2 separate regions of the Homo sapiens genome follow, and region 2 is linked to region 1. A link is an interaction called in ENCODE POLR2A ChIA-PET data of the cell type or tissue named here. Cell type or tissue: PC-3. All regions are shown on one strand.

Evidence for each region. Peaks named below come from ENCODE experiments on the same cell type or tissue, not always from the same donor. Only the 100,000 strongest peaks of a DNase experiment are listed, where the experiment ranks them.
Region 2: POLR2A ChIA-PET joins it to region 1 with 11 read pairs; 3 of 35 experiments call an interaction of 5 or more read pairs at or near these places.

The regions. Positions count from the first base shown.
Region 1 is chr1:45,888,875-45,896,874 of GRCh38, forward strand. The region is part of intron 4 of MAST2 (microtubule associated serine/threonine kinase 2); the gene reads left to right. It overlaps LOC105378694 (a long non-coding RNA gene), which reads right to left. Exons shown (of 5, transcript XR_001738038.2): 2 at 6,661-6,766. Among named protein-coding and RNA genes, the nearest start is that of MAST2, 89 kb to the left of the region's middle. In PC-3, no CTCF peak of the experiment used is centred here; a DNase peak (open chromatin) is centred at 3,717; H3K4me3 peaks cover 1,023 bases; H3K27ac peaks cover 1,493 bases.
Region 2 is chr1:46,009,631-46,017,630 of GRCh38, forward strand. It overlaps MAST2 (microtubule associated serine/threonine kinase 2), which reads left to right. Exons shown (of 29, transcript NM_015112.3): 10 at 1,100-1,309. Among named protein-coding and RNA genes, the nearest start is that of PIK3R3, 120 kb to the right of the region's middle. RefSeq lists a silencer at 2,894-3,094. In PC-3, no CTCF peak of the experiment used is centred here; no DNase peak of the experiment used is centred here.

The sequences.
Region 1 (8,000 bases):
TTTCACCACGTTAGCCAGGATGGTCTCAATCTGACCTCATCATCCATCCGCCTCGGCCTCCCAAGTGCTGGGATTACAGGCCTGAGCCACTGTGCCCGGCTGGTGTTCTCTCTTTCTTTATACTACCACTGGTTTGTCCAGATAGTCACAGCCATTGTAATCTCTTGCCTCTGCTACTGCCATAACCTCCTAACTGGCCTTTCTTTATCTGGCATTGCTCACCCTCAGTCTACCTAACTATCATACAATAGCCAGGAAAAGCTTTTTAAAATGCGGATTTCATTATTAGATATTAATTTAAACTTTTTTGGTGAAATTTTTTTTTTTTTGAAACAGAATCTCACTTTGTCACCCAGGTTGGAGTACAGTGGTGCGATCACGGCTCAGTGCAGCCCCAGCCTTCCTGGGCTCAGGTGGTACTCGCACCTCAGTCTCCCAAGTAGCTGGGACCACAGGTGCACGCCGCCACACCCAGCTAATTTTTGTACTTCTTGTAGAGGTGGGGTTTTGCCATGTTGCCCTGGCTGGTCTCAAACTCCTGGGCTAAAACTACCTGCCTTCCTCGGCCTTCCGAGGTGCTGAGATTACAGGTGTGAGCCTCTGCACCTGGCCTTTGGTGAATTTTTTCTTACTCTTAGGATCACACCTGACTATCTATACAGTGTGGTTGCTATATTTTTCTCCATGTTTTACACAATGTGTTCTCTGTGCCTGGAATTTTTGTTTTGTTTCGTTTTGTTTTGTTTTTTTGAGGCAGAATCTCACTCTGTTGCCAGGCTGGAGTACAGTGACGCAATCTTGGCTCACTGCAACCTCCACCTCCTGGGTTCAAGCAATTCTCTTGTCTCAGCCTCCTGAGTAGCTGGGACTACAGGTGCACGCCATGACACCCAGCTAATTTTTTTTTTTTATTTTTAGTAGAGCCAGGGTTTCACCACATTGGTCAGGCTGGTCTCGAACTCCCAACCTCAGGTGATTAAGCAATTCTCCTGCCTCAGCCTCCCAAGTAGCTGGGACTACAGGTGCGCTCCACCACGCTGAGCTAATTTTTATATTTTTAGGGTTTCACCATGTTGGCCATGATGGTCTCAATCTTTTGACCTCGTGATCCGCCTGCCTCGGCCTCCCAAAAGTGCTGGGATTACAGGCATGAGCCCCCGTGCCCAGCTGGAATGTTCTTTTTCCATCTATACCAATCTAGTTCCTACACACCTTTCAAGTCCCAGCTTACACCTCACTTCCTTATGAAAGGCGTTCCTGACCTCACCCAAACCTTGCTGTCTGTAGACTAAGTTGGGTTTCCCAGAACATACTTTCAATAAAGCCTCTACTTTTTCTTCATAGCTCTTACATCAGTTGTAAATAAAGAACTATTTGTCTGCCTTTTCCCGTTGTGTAGTATGTAAGTATTAGCTCAGGCTGCTGTAACAAAATACCACATGCTTAAATAACAAAAATTTATTTTCTTACAGTTATGCAAACTAGTAGTCCAAGAAGGTGACAACATGCTAAGTTTCTGGTAAACCTCTCTTCCTGGCTTGCAGAGAGTGGCCTTCTTGCTGTGTGCTCACATGGCCTTTATGTGGTACACCAGCCTGAGGATAGGGGCATAGATCTGTCTCTTCTTCTTTTTCTTCTTCCTTCTCCCTCCTTCCTTATTTTTTCCTTCATTTTCAAGCCCAACAGTCCTATAGGATTAGAGCCACCCCTATGACCTCATTTAACCTTAATTACTTCCTAAAGAACCTATATGGAAATATAGTCAGATTGGGGGTAAAAGCTTTAACATGAATTTTGGGGAGACACAGTTTAGTCCATAGCAGATGGTAAGCTCCGTGAGGTCAGGACCATGTTGTGCGGTACAATATGCTGATCCCAGAGCCTACTATAGAGTTTAACACAAATTGGCAATCATTTGAACTTGTTCCAAACATTGGTATGGTCTGGCACAAGAATACAAATAGAGGTATACACGTTTAATCATTTAAAATAGAGCTACCAAATTGTAAAATAAAATAAATGCTTTGTCCTCCTACCTCTAGAAATATAGTTGCATAATAACAAATTTTGAAATATGTGTAAAGCTATTGATTTTTAAAAAATAAGCACATGTTAAATATTTAACTCATTGTTAGTAAGGAAATCTGGCAGATATATTAGCCAGTTCAAAGAAGTAAAAGAACCACAAAGTGATATGTGGTATGTGTATGTGTAGTGTTGAAATAAATGTATTATTTATTATAAAATTGAGTTTTTCCATGGAGAGAAGGGAAGTCAGTTGCACCTTCACTGTACAGAATTGATCAGCATGTCTATAGACAAACATTATTTTGTGCACTGGATGTACTAGCTCACACCTGTAATCCCAGCACTTTGGGAGGCTGAGGCAGGAAGATCACTTGAGCCCAGGAGTTTGAGCCCAGCCTGGGCAATGTAGTGAGACCCTGTCTCTGCAAAAGTTTTTTTAAAAAAATTAGCCAGGTGTGGTGGTGACTGCCTGTAGTCCTAGCTACTTAGGGGGCTGAAGTGGGAAGGTTGAGCCTGCAGTGAGCCGTGATTGTGCCACTGTACTCCACCCTGGGTGACAGAGAGAGACCGTTTCAAAACAAAACAAAAAAAAGAAATTATTTCACATAACGTCAGTTACCTACCTATAACTTACAGAGTTGTAAAGTAGCTCAAAGACAATAAAAGACAAACTAGAAGAGTATTCTCTAAACAATATGCATAGTTTTTTATTGGAAATATCTAGTAACCTTTTTTTCTTTTTTAACTTTTTCCAATTTTTTTTTTTATAATCTCCTACCTTTTCATCTAAAATAATTTGAAACGTTTTTGTTCACAAAACAAGGGTGGTCTCATTGGGTTTGGCCTGATTATTTGCATAGTGTGGCCAGAATATTAATTTATCATAAAGCCTTCTTAAATTTACTTTGCTGTAAATTTTTATAAAGAATCTCAGATTGGACTTTTAAAGGCCTCTATTATTTGTATTTTGAGGCTAGGAAGGCAAGCCTAAGAAATACCACATTTCACTTGTAATAACTATAAATTTGGGTGAATTCCTAAGGGTCCTGGGCCTTCCAGGAAGTGGCCTTCCTTACCATCTGTAAGTCTGGACCCTGTAAAGCCAGATACCAGGCCAGTTTTCCCAGGAAGGTTTTGTAAGTATTGGCTCCATAAAGTCAACCATAGTTCCTTAAAAGTGGTTTGTTATACCTGATCAAATAAGCATGATTCTCAAATGTGACCTTTCAGGCAAGCTCTTTGTTGGACAACCATTTTTTACAATTATATTCTGGTCAAAAGGAGAACAGATTCTTGTTTAGCCCTATTCAAATAACCATATTGCCTTGAACTGTAAGGAGACTCAGTAAGACGTTCTTAGTTCTGGGTTAGGGGAGGGTCAGTGAGAATCAGATGTGATTTAGGAATGTTTCATTTTACAAGAGCAAAGTCTACTCAATTGTTAAGAGTTATAGATAGCCTAACAAGGAATACAACTGGCTCCCTTGCATATTAGAAAATGGACATTAAAATAATATTTCAAACAAATTACTATAATCATTTCTTATAGTTCATACCGTTCTGTGTACCTAATTCTCATTTCACTGGATCTTACGTTAGTAGTCGGCTTCTTAACTAAAAAAAGTTCTGGAAATTCTGACTCATTCCACTGGAATGATCTGGAAGTTGTCCAGTTGTCCAAGCAATGCTATTGGAAGCCTGTCTATTCTTTGATGTGTCAGTAGTTTTAAAATACCTGCCGCAGTCCTTTTCCGTGGAGCTCTGAGACAACCCTTCTTTGTTGAAGACACAGACTCTGGCTTCTAGCTGATTGTAGAGCCTTCAGACAGGCCTCAGCACAAAACAGAATCTCTCTGCATGTGACAGAGTCTCATATCATAAGAATAATGCAACTAACAAGGAAATTAAGTTGTTTTTGTCACATGTAAAATGAGAGTAATAAGGCCAGTCCAAAAACTTATAGCAAACTGTAAGAGATTATTGCAAATAAGACAGTGAAGGTTACATCTGATTTAGAAAACATAGATAAACATAATTTTTAGAGAGGGAAAAATCTTTATGTATAACTTATAATATTCTTGTGGTATTATACAGACACCAAAAACATACCAAGAATATACTAAGGACATCAAGTAAAGAGATTCAATGGGTCTGGAATAAGTCCTATACATCTATATTTTTATAAAACTCCAGTCCTATACATCTATATTTTTATAAAACTCCACTGACCTAGAAGGTGCTGGATTGAAATGTTAAAAGTAAGGTTGTTACCAAGTAAACATTTTCAGTTTTTATTATTTATTTATTTATTTATTTTAGACAAGGTCTTGCTCTGTTGCCCAGGCTGGAGTGCAGTGGCTCTGTCATAGCTCACGGCAGCCTCAACCTCCTGGGCTCAAGCGATCCTCCTGTTTCAGCTTCTCAGGTAGCTGGGACTGTAAGCATGCATCACCATGCCCAGCTTATTTATTTCATTTAATTTATTTTTTATTTTATTTTAATTTTTTGCAGGGGGCGGGGTAGAGATAGGGTCTTGTAATGTTCCCTAGGCTGGTCTCTAACTCCTGGGCTCAAGTGATCCTTCTGCCTCAGCCTCCCAAAACGTTGGGATTGCAGATGTGAGCCACCGCACCTGGCCAGTATTTTAGATAATAACTGAAATTAAGACTGAAAACACTTCTTCCTGTAGGATATTTTAAAAAAAAAAAAAAAGACTGAAAACACTAAACTTTTGTTTCCTAAAATCTGGCAGAGTTCTGTCAGGACTCAGAAACGTTATGGATAATGAGGACATTGACAAATCTCTAGGAGTTTTCTATTAATCATACAATAACTAGAATATTTATAGTAATAGCATTTTACCCATACAACTTTAACCTAGGGAACACTGAACATGTCTTCTGGTAGATAACTTTTCTCATGAAATTCATTAATAACAAAATATTAAACCTAATTATTTCTAACATTTCTCTAAAAAGGAGAAAACACGTCTTTGTGATTTTGCCAAGGATGTTTTGGGATATCTCAGAGATAGTTTTTGGTATTAAAAATACACTGACCCCAGCACTTTGTGAGGCCAAGGTGGGAGGATTGCTTGAGCTCAGGAGTTTGAGACCAGCCTAGGCAACATGTTGAAACCCTATTTCTACAAAAATATGTAAAAGTTAGCTGGACGTGGTAGCGCACACCTGTGGTCCCAGCTACTTGGGAGGCTGAGGTGGAAGGATTGCTTGAGCCTGGGAGGTGGAGGTTGCAGTGAACTGAGATCATGCCACTGCACTCTAGCCTGGGTGACAGTGAGACCCTGTCTCAAATTAAAAAAAAAAAAAAATTACACTGAAAGTTTTATTTTATTATTTTCTACACGTAGGATCTGATTTGGGAAAGACAAATCTTCAAATAATCGTTAGTGGAAACACTTAAGATAGGATTGTTGGTGCTTGAGAAATAATACCTGGTTACTTATTTAACCGAAGTGACGGTAAAACATTTATAAACAAACATAGAAAGTAACACAATTTTAAATAACTGTAGTTTTTTTTATGAGGAGCCCTATGCTTGCTTGATTAAGGACCTGATAAGTCAGCATAAAGCACAGAAAATTTTTCTAGCAAGACACAAAATATTTGCTAACTAGGCGTATTACATAGCAAAAGAATATACTTTAATATTGTAGGTAATGGATGGCAGTAAACAGTAAACCAAGGACATGGACTCACCAAAACTGAATAAATTATTTGCTAAAATTTTAACCAGTTTTAGCTTTTCAGACTCAGGTATTATAAACCATGACAGCCAAAATTCACATTCCGAGTTGTGCCCTTCATTAGTCTTCATACTCTGGAACAGACTTATGCTTTACTTGAGTACAAGTTTTAGGGGTTCTCAAGGTCACAATTAATTTGATAATGAGTACTAAGATGTTATTAAGATGCAGTGCATTTTTAGTGTTATCATCAAATGAATCAGTAAGTGTTTTTTAATGTCTCAGTTTCCATTTTCAATACTGTAATTATTGATGGTTATATCCCACAGAAACAATTTGGGGTCCTTCATTTTATGAATTTTGGCAAATATATATACCCATGTAACTACAACCACAATTAATAGATAGAACATTTTTCTTACCCCCAAATATTCCTTCTGTAGTTTTGCAGTCAATCCCATCTTCCACATCTTGGCCTCAGGCAACCACTGATCTATTGTTTGGCACTACAGATTAGCTTTGCCTGTGGTAGAATTTCATATAAATGAAAATGACAAATGACCTGCTTTTTTGTAATTGGCTTCCTTTATGTTTCAGTGTTTCCTTTTGTGACTATACCACTATTTGATGGATATTTGGGTTGTTTCTAGTTTTTGGATATTATGAATAAAGCTGCTATAATCATTCATGTATAAGTTTTTTTTTTATGGGCATATGTTTTCATTTCTCTTGGGTACATACCCGGGATTGGTCAGCCCATAAAATCAGTGTCCCACTCTGCTGCCACAAATGGGAATAACTTAGCTATAAATAAATACAAAACAAAACCCAGTTATGTAAAGAAAAATTGAAATTAGAAATGTGGAGATTCCGTAAACTTCTTTGTTCATCTGGGAGCCAACTTCAGATTACCACTTCAGATTTACCTGTGGGAACCAAGCACTGATGTACATGGATGGTCCACGTGAGGTGTACTTCTCTGATGTGACTCACAGGTTAATTCTTTGGACATTTGGTGGAAGACTTCCAAAACTGTTTAACAGACAGTTTTTTTAAAAAAAGTAAAAACAAAAAATCATGGCTTTCATCCAGATATAAAATGAAAACATTCAAAGATGAAAGAAAAACAGCATATCATCAAAGAGAGAAACAGGCAAATATTACAACCAATTCCATTATCAATTTTTATACAATTGAAAATGGCAAAATGTCAAAAATGACAGTTGAATTAACACTGCACATGTCTATGTGTTCATCTATTTAAATGAGCAATAAAGTAAAGGCAAATTCATAAATTATTAAAATATTTACACTTTTCTTTGGCTTTATTTTTACCAAAATTGTTATTTGTAATCAATAATTTCTTGTAAATTGTATTCTTTTAATAACAATGCCAAATGAAACAGACTTTCTTGAATGACTATATTTCTTAGATTTTTTTTTTTTTTTTGAGACCGAGTCTTGCTCTGTTGCCCAGGTTGGAGTGCAGTGGCACTGCAACCTCTGCCTCCCTGGTTCAAGGAATTCTCATGCCTCAGCCTCCCGAGTAGCTGGGACTACAGACATGGGTGCCACCACACCTGGCTAATTTTTGTGTTTTTAGTAGAGATGGGGGTTTCACCATATTGGCCAGGCTAGTCTCGAACTCCTGACCTCAAGTGATCCGCCCTCCTTGGTCTCCCAAAGTGCTGGGATTACAGGTGTGAGCCACTGTACTTAGCCTCTTAGATTTTTATTTTAATATTTACCGGTTTATAGGATATTGCAAAGGATAGAGATGAAGAGATTCATAGGGTGAGTTACTAGGGAAGGGGCAGGGAGCTTCTGTGCCCTCCCCAGCCGTGTCACTTCAATAACTTCCATGTGTGCAGCCATCCTGAAGCTCACTGAACCCTGTCCTCTTGGGTTTTTATGGAAGCTTCATGAAGTCAATATTTCTTGCCCCAGGTGTAGGGTGGAACTCTCTCATGGGAGAGCCTTAAGACCCACAGTCAGAAAGGTTGGGGAACATTAAAGTGAAAGGAGAGCTGGAGAAGGTCAGAGGCCTGCCCCTGAGGCCTAACGCAGCCAACATTCTAACAAAAGACTGTAACTAGGGCTATGGGAGTTGTAAGCCAGAAACCGTAGATTAAAACCAGTATGTATATCATAACACCACAGGTCACCCCCTAGTTTGTGACCACAGATCTTTTATATCAAACAATATTTGTATATGCAGTCATTAATCATTAGTCCAGTACATCATATTGTATGAATGTCTCCCAGG
Region 2 (8,000 bases), 120 kb after region 1:
GTATGTTAGGTGTTTTTGTAGCATTGGATGTTTGTGTTTATAGGCATGTTTCCAGTTCCTTCCTATAGGATGAACTATTGTTGGAGAAAATGTGTTAAGATTCCTTCACTTCCTTCTTTCTCCTCTACTCCCACTTTTTCACCCTCTTCCTCTTTCATTCTCCATGTAGACACACCACATATATATGTATGTAGGTATACATTTGCCTAAACACACACTGGAAATCAGAAATCACCACCTGGTAGCAAAAGAAATAAGGCAGAGTCTTAGATAGACAGCTTAGATAGGCAGCTAAGAACTCGTTCACAGATGTGTATCTGTCATTTTGACATGACTGTGTAGTTAGGTCCCTAAGAGGTTTGGAGCCAGACCTCCATTCTCCTCTGCTGGGGATCCAGGCCAGGCTCATGTTCCTATCCACAGTCCCCCCATTCCAACTCACCATCTGTGACCAGACAGGTTCACTAAGCAGCTCTCCAAGCACCTGCCTAACTCCCTTGGGTCCTAAGGTTAAGTAAGAGGATCCTGAGTTAAATGAAACTCTCTCTCACTTAACAAACTTCCCGGTTTAGAAACCAGCAGTGCCCATACACTAAGTTTACACAGTTGGGAGGTCCAGTGGAAGAACAGAGGAATGGAAACCCATTTGCCTGGGGAAATGAAAGACTTCCCAGAGGAGACACAATATTTGAACTGAGATTAGAAGGAGAATTAGGAGTTTGTCAGGCAGGCTTGGCAGGGTGAAAAAGCCACACACTGGGAAGAGCATAAACAGACAGGCATGAAACAGCATAGTAAAGGAGGAAGATAGCAAACACCTGTGTGTCCGTACAGCAAAAGAGCTTGCCCTGGAGGGAGTTGGGGGAGATGGGCAAGACCAGGTGAAAGAGGGCCTTGAATATAAAGCTAAGGCATCTTGAGTTGACTTTACTTGAAGGTGATCTATTAATGTCTTCAGTTATCAGGTTTCCCAAATGGCAGTTTAAGGAAACCAGGATCAGAGGGAGCCCATTATTTTGCTATTTCCAGGTCCTTCAGGCTTAGCTCCAACTGAGCTGGAACTAGAAGGGAAGTGTTTCTTTCTTGCTTTTCTTCCCAGGCCACCGCACAAATGGAAGAGCGACTAGCAGAGTTTATTTCCTCCAACACTCCAGACAGCGTGCTGCCCTTGGCAGATGGAGCCCTGAGCTTTATTCATCATCAGGTGATTGAGATGGCCCGAGACTGCCTGGATAAATCTCGGAGTGGCCTCATTACATCACAATACTTCTACGAACTTCAAGATAATTTGGAGAAACTTTTACAAGATGTGAGTGTCCTTGTGCTGGGGTTCTGAAAAAACCTCCACCTGGTATTGGATTTGTAATCCCAAGCTAAGATTAGGGCATTAGTGGTATTCTCAGTCTTCACAGACTGCTTGTTACCCACCCTCAAAGGTAGAGCTGAGGGACTTAGATTCCTCCTCAGTCCCCTGCAATACTGAGAGAAGCCTGCTTGGTATCAAAGGAAGTCACTTCTGTTCCTTTTCTAAATCCAAAATTATATTACTTTGTTGTATTACGCGAAGCTCCACCATGGGTAGTAGTCATAAGTATTTGACTAGGAGGTTTGCTACCCAAAGCCAAAAAGTGGCTCCAGTGGCTGTGACGGGCTTTCTTCTACTGGAAATACTGGTTTAAGCAGAGCCTTCAGACTATTTATCCTCAGCCAAGGGAAAACAGGTATGAGGCTTGCACAATGGGTTTAGCCATTTGCATGGTGAGAAGTTCTCTAGTTGGGACTTACATGTTTTGAGACCTGGTCCTCGCTGGTGTGAAAAAATCTCTGGGAGGCTAAAGGTAAAGTAATCCAGAGATGGCCAAGACCAAAGCACATGAGAGTTCTTAAGCACTGCTTCCTGCACGAGTGCTTCCTTTGCTATCAGCCTCTTGATTAAGGTGGCCAGATGCCATCTCACTCAGACCACAGCGGCTCCATGTTATCCATTAATACAGTTTGGGAGAGAGAGGATATGCCTGTCCCCGCAGAGCTCATCACATCACTAGAGAATTTCCCAGTCCAGAACCCCTTATTACCTCCAGACCAAGACCTCTCTCTCTGGAGTAGTACCAACTGAGCTGAGGGCCCAGGGCTAATGATCAAAAGGACATCAGTGTGTTCGTCTAGAAATAAGAAGGAGCAGGGAGTTTAAACAAATTTTCAGAGAACAGTTGAATCTAGAGAAAGGGTGACTAAAGATGATCATGATTATTGTTGTCAAGTAGTAGAAAGTTTCTCACATATAAAAGAGAGCAGATTGTTCTTAATACCCCTGAAAGACATAATTAGTCCAGTGGGCAGAAGTTACAGTGAGAAAGGTTTTGATTTAATAGGTGAAAAAGTAGTTCCTTCTACAAAAATACCTTTTTGTGATTTCAAAAGAAATACTTAAAATAAAACATTGTAGAAGTATAACTTTAGAAAGCCAGAGTCCCATGAAAATCACTGGTAGCTGTTTGTTTCTGTTCAAGAAAAGGTTTCTGACAGTTTTCCAGCAATGGAAAGGGGTACCCCAGAGACATATAGGAATCAGGGATTACTGCATCAGGTAAAGGATTAATGTAGAGTAACTTCCAAGTTTCCTGGTATGTTTAAGATTTATCTTCTAAAATGCTAAAGTCAGAGCCTTGCCCAAAACCTTTAGGCATTTTCCCAGATTGACTGCTTGTGTGGTTAGGTTGTTTGATACAATAGGAAGAGCACTGAATTTGGAGCCAGTTTGTTCATCTGTTCCCTAATTTGTGAAGCCCTTGGAATGCAGAAAAGAATTCAGTGCAGGCTCTATCTTAGGGAATTTGCCATCAGTGAGGTTACAGACCCATCAACATGTACTTAATAAAAATAAGTTATTACTATACTGAATACTTTATATGAATTCTCTCACTTCCACTGACTGCAATACAATGTGATTGACGAGCACTAGAGATAAGTAGGTTCTGAGCACAGAGGAGGATATGCTGACTCTTTGTGGAAAGTTCAGGGAAGGCTAGATCTTAACAGGTAGGAGTTCACTGAAGCTAGAAAACAGCATAAACAACCTTTTGCTTGGGCACAGTGGCTCATGCCTGTAATCCCAGCACTTTGGGAGGCCAGGATGGAAGGATCACTTGAGCCCAGGAGCTTGAGACCAGCCTGAGCAACAAAGTGAGACCCCATCTCTACACTAGCCAGGCATTTCACCATGTTGGCCAGGCTGGTCTCAAACTCCTGACCTCAAGTGATCGCCCTGCCTCGGCCTCTCAAAGTGCTGGGATTACAGGTGTGAGCTGCTACAAATGACCAGCTGGCAGATGAATTTGAAGAGTTGGACTGGGGGCCAGATGCTGAACGGCCTTGTGAGGAGCTTAGATTGTATCGTGAAGGCAGTGGGTATCATCCAATGTGACAAATTGAAAAATGACCTGATCAGATTTTAGAATAATAAAAGTCAGTAACATTTATGGAGCATTTAATACATGCTAGACACTGCATTACCTCATTTAATTTATCTGGTTAAATCTTCACAACCGTGTAAGAAAGGTACTTAATATTATTTCCTAAATTTACAGATAAGGAAACTAAGTTAGCTCAAGATAACTGATTTTTTTAAGTAGCAAAACCAGGACCCAACCCAGATTTGGCTTATTCCAGAGCCTAAGATCATACATTTTCAAACAGTCAACAAACATTGACTGACATCTGCTGTATAGGAGGCATTCTGCTAGGCTTAGCATTTGAGGAAAGAAACAGGGCCAGGTGCGGTGGCTCACTCCTGTAATCCCAGCACTTTGGGAGGCTGAGGCAGGCAGATCACCTGAGGTCGGGAGTTCCAGACCAGCCTGATCAACATGGAGAAAACCCATCTCTACTAAAAATACAAAATTAGCTGAGCATGGTGACGCACGCCTGTAATCCCAGCCGCTCGGGAGGCTGAGGCAGGAGAATCGCTTGAACTCAGTAGGTGGAGGTTGCGGTGAGCCAAGATCATGCCATTGTACTCCAGCCTGGGCAATAAAAGTGAAACTCTGTCTCAAAAAAAAAAAAAAGAAAAGAAAAAGACACAGAGCCTCTTTACTCACTAGGCCCAGCAGTGTAGCTGTAGAGACAGACAGCTCATTATGAAACAGCATGACAGTACCATGTGGTATGCATGAACAGCCAAGAGAACATGTTAAAGACAGCAATTCTTTTTCTTCTCGTGTGTGTGTATATGTGTGTTGGGAACAGGAGACAGGTTTTAAAAGAATAAATGGGATTTCACCAACTGCTCAACCTTTCTCTTCATTTCATAACCAATACTTTAAAAGAAGAAAAGTCCTCATTTACTGTGTTTTTTTTCCGAAGAAAAATAATTTTAAAATAATTTGTAAGCAAAAATAATCCTAATTAGGCATTCATGGGAAGATATTTAGGAAAATGTGGTACAATTTGAAAATAATAGCCATTAGAATCTAAGATATTATTGGTAATTATATCTTCGTTTTCATTGATTTTTAATACTATTTAATTTGATTATGTATTTTTCTTTTTTTTATTATTATTATACTTTAAGTTTTAGGGTACATGTGCACAATGTGCAGGTTAGTTACATATGTATACATGTGCCATGCTGGTGTGCTGCACCAATTAACTCATCATTTAGCATTAGGTATATCTCCTAATGCTATCCCTCCCCCCTCCCCCCACCCCACAACAGTCCCCAGAGTGTGATGTTCCCCTTCCTGTGTCCATGTGTCCTCATTGTTCAATTCCCACCTATGAGTGAGAATATGCGGTGTTTGGTTTTTTGTTCTTGCGATAGTTTACTGGGAATGATGATTTCCAATTTCATCCATGTCCCTACAAAGGACATGAACTCATCATTTTTTGTGGCTGCATAGTATTCCATGGTGTATATGTGCCACATTTTCTTAATCCAGTCTATCATTGTTGGACATTTGGGTTGGTTAAGGGATCAATTCAACAAGAAGAGCTAACTATCCTAAATATATATGCACCCAATACAGGAGCACCCAGTTTCATAAAGCAAGTCCTGAGTGACCTACAAAGAGACTTAGACTCCCACACAATAATAATGGGAGACTTTAACACCCCACTGTCAACATTAGACAGATCAGCGTGACAGAAAGTTAGCAAGGATACCCAGGAATTGAACTCAGCTCTCCACCAAGCGGACCTAATAGACATCTACAGAACCCTCCACCCCAAATCAACAGAATATACATTTTTTTCAGCACCGCATCACACCTATTCCAAAATTGACCACATAGTTGGAAGTAAAGCTCTCCTCAGCAAATGTAAAAGAACAGAAATTATAACAAACTGTCTCTCAGACCACAGTGCAATCAAACTAGAACTCAGGATTAAGAAACTCACTCAAAACCACTCAACTACATGGAAACTGAACAACCTGCTCCTGAATGACTACTGGGTACATAACGAAATGAAGGCAGAAATAAAGATGTTCTTTGAAACCAACGAGAACAAAGACACAACATACCAGAATCTCTGGGACGCATTCAAAGCAGTGTGTAGAGGGAAATTTATAGCACTAAATGCCCACAAGAGAAAGCAGGAAAGATCCAAAATTGACACCCTAACATCACAATTAAAAGAACTAGAAAAGCAAGAGCAACACATTCAAAAGCTAGCAGAAGGCAAGAAATAACTAAAATCAGAGCAGAACTGACGGAAATAGAGACACAAAAAACCCTTCAAAAAATTAATGAATCCAGGAGCTGGTTTTTTGAAAGGATCAACAAAATTGATAGACCGCTACCAAGACTAATAAAGAAGAAAAGAGAGAAGAATCAAATAGGCACAATAAAAAGTGATAAAGGGGATATCACCACCAATCCCACAGAAATACAAACTACCATCAGAGAATACTACAAACATCTCTACGCAAATAAACTAGAAAATCTAGAAGAAATGGATAAATTCCTCGACACATACACCCTCCCAAGACTAAACCAGGAAGAAGTTGAATCTCTGAATAGACCAATAACAGGCTCTGAAATTGTGGCAATAATCAATAGCTTACCAACCAAAAAGAGTCCAGGACCAGATGGATTCACAGCTGAATTCTACCAGAGGTACAAGGAGGAATTGGTACCATTCCTTCTGAAACTATTCCAATCAATAGAAAAAGAGGGAATCCTCCCTAACTCATTTTATGATGCCAGCATCATCCTGATACCAAAGCCGGGCAGAGACACAACTAAAAAAGAGAATTTTAGACCAATATCCTTGATGAACATTGATGCAAAAATCCTCAATAAAATACTGGCAAACCGAATCCAGTAGTACATCAAAAAGCTTATCCACCATGATCAAGTGGGCTTCATCCCTGGGATGCAAGGCTGGTTCAATATACATAAATCAATAAATGTAATCCAGCATATAAACAGAACCAAAGACAAAAACCACATGATTATCTCAATAGATGCAGAAAAGGCCTTTGACAAAATTCAACAACCCTTCATGCTAAAAACTCTCAGTAAATTAGGTATTGATGGGATGTATCTCAAAATAATAAGAGCTATCTATGACAAACCCACAGCCAATATCATACTGAATTGAATGGGCAAAAACTGGAAGCATTCCCTTTGAAAACTGCCACAAGACAGGGATGCCCTCTCTGACCACTCCTATTCAACATAGTTTTGGAAGTTCTGGCCAGGGCAATGAGGCAGGAGAAGGAAATAAAGGGTATTCAATTAGGAAAAGAGGAAGTCAAATTGTCCCTGTTTCCAGATGACATGATTGTATATCTAGAAAACCCCATTGTCTCAGCCCAAAATCTCCTTAAGCTGATAAGCAACTTCAGCAAAGTCTCAGGATACAAAATCAATGTACAAAAATCACAAGCATTCTTATACACCAATAACAGACAAACAGCCAAATCATGAGTGAACTCCCATTCACAATTGCTTCAAAGAGAATAAAATACCTAGGAATCCAACTTACAAGGGACGTGAAGGACCTCTTCAAGGAGAACTACAAACCACTGCTCAGTGAAATAGGATACAAACAAATGGAAGAGCATTCCATGCTCATGGGTAGGAAGAATCAATATCGTGAAAATGGCCATACTGCCCAAGGTAATTTTTATAGATTCAACACCATCCCCATCAAGCTACCAATGACTTTCTTCACAGAATTAGAAAAAACTACTTTAAAGTTCATATGGAACCAAAAAAGAGCCCGCATCGCCAAGTCAATCCTAAGCCAAAAGAACAAAGCTGGAGGCATCATGCTACCTGACTTCAAACTATACTACAAGGCTACAGTAACCAAAACAGCATGGTACTGGTACCAAAACAGAGATATAGATCAATGGAACAGAACAGAGCCCTCAGAAATAACGCTGCATATCTACAACTATCTGATCTTTGACAAACCTGAGAAAAATAAGCAATGGGGAAAGGATTCCCTATTTAATAAATGGTGCTGAGAAAACTGGCTAGCCATATGTAGAAAGCTGAAATTGGATCCCTTCCGTACACCTTATATAAAAATTAATTCAAGATGGATTAAAGACTTAAACGTTAGACCTAAAACCATAAAAACCCTAGAAGAAAACCTAGGCATTACCATTCAGGACATAGGCTTGGGCAAGGACTTCATGTCTAAAGCACCAAAAGCAATGGCAACAAAAGCCAAAATTGACAAATGGGATCTAATTAAACGAAAGAGCTGCTGCACAGCAAAAGAAACTACCATCAGAGGGAACAGGCAACCTACAAAATGGGAGAAAATTTTCGCAACCTACTCATCTGACAAAGGGCTAATATCCAGAATCTACAATGAACTCAAATTTACAAGAAAAAAACAACCCCATCAAAAAGTGGGCGAAGGACATGAGCAGACACTTCTCAAAAGAAGACATTTATGCAGCCAAAAAACACATGAAAAAATGCTCACCATCACTGGCCATCAGAGAAATGCAAATCAAAACCACAATGAGATACCATCTCACA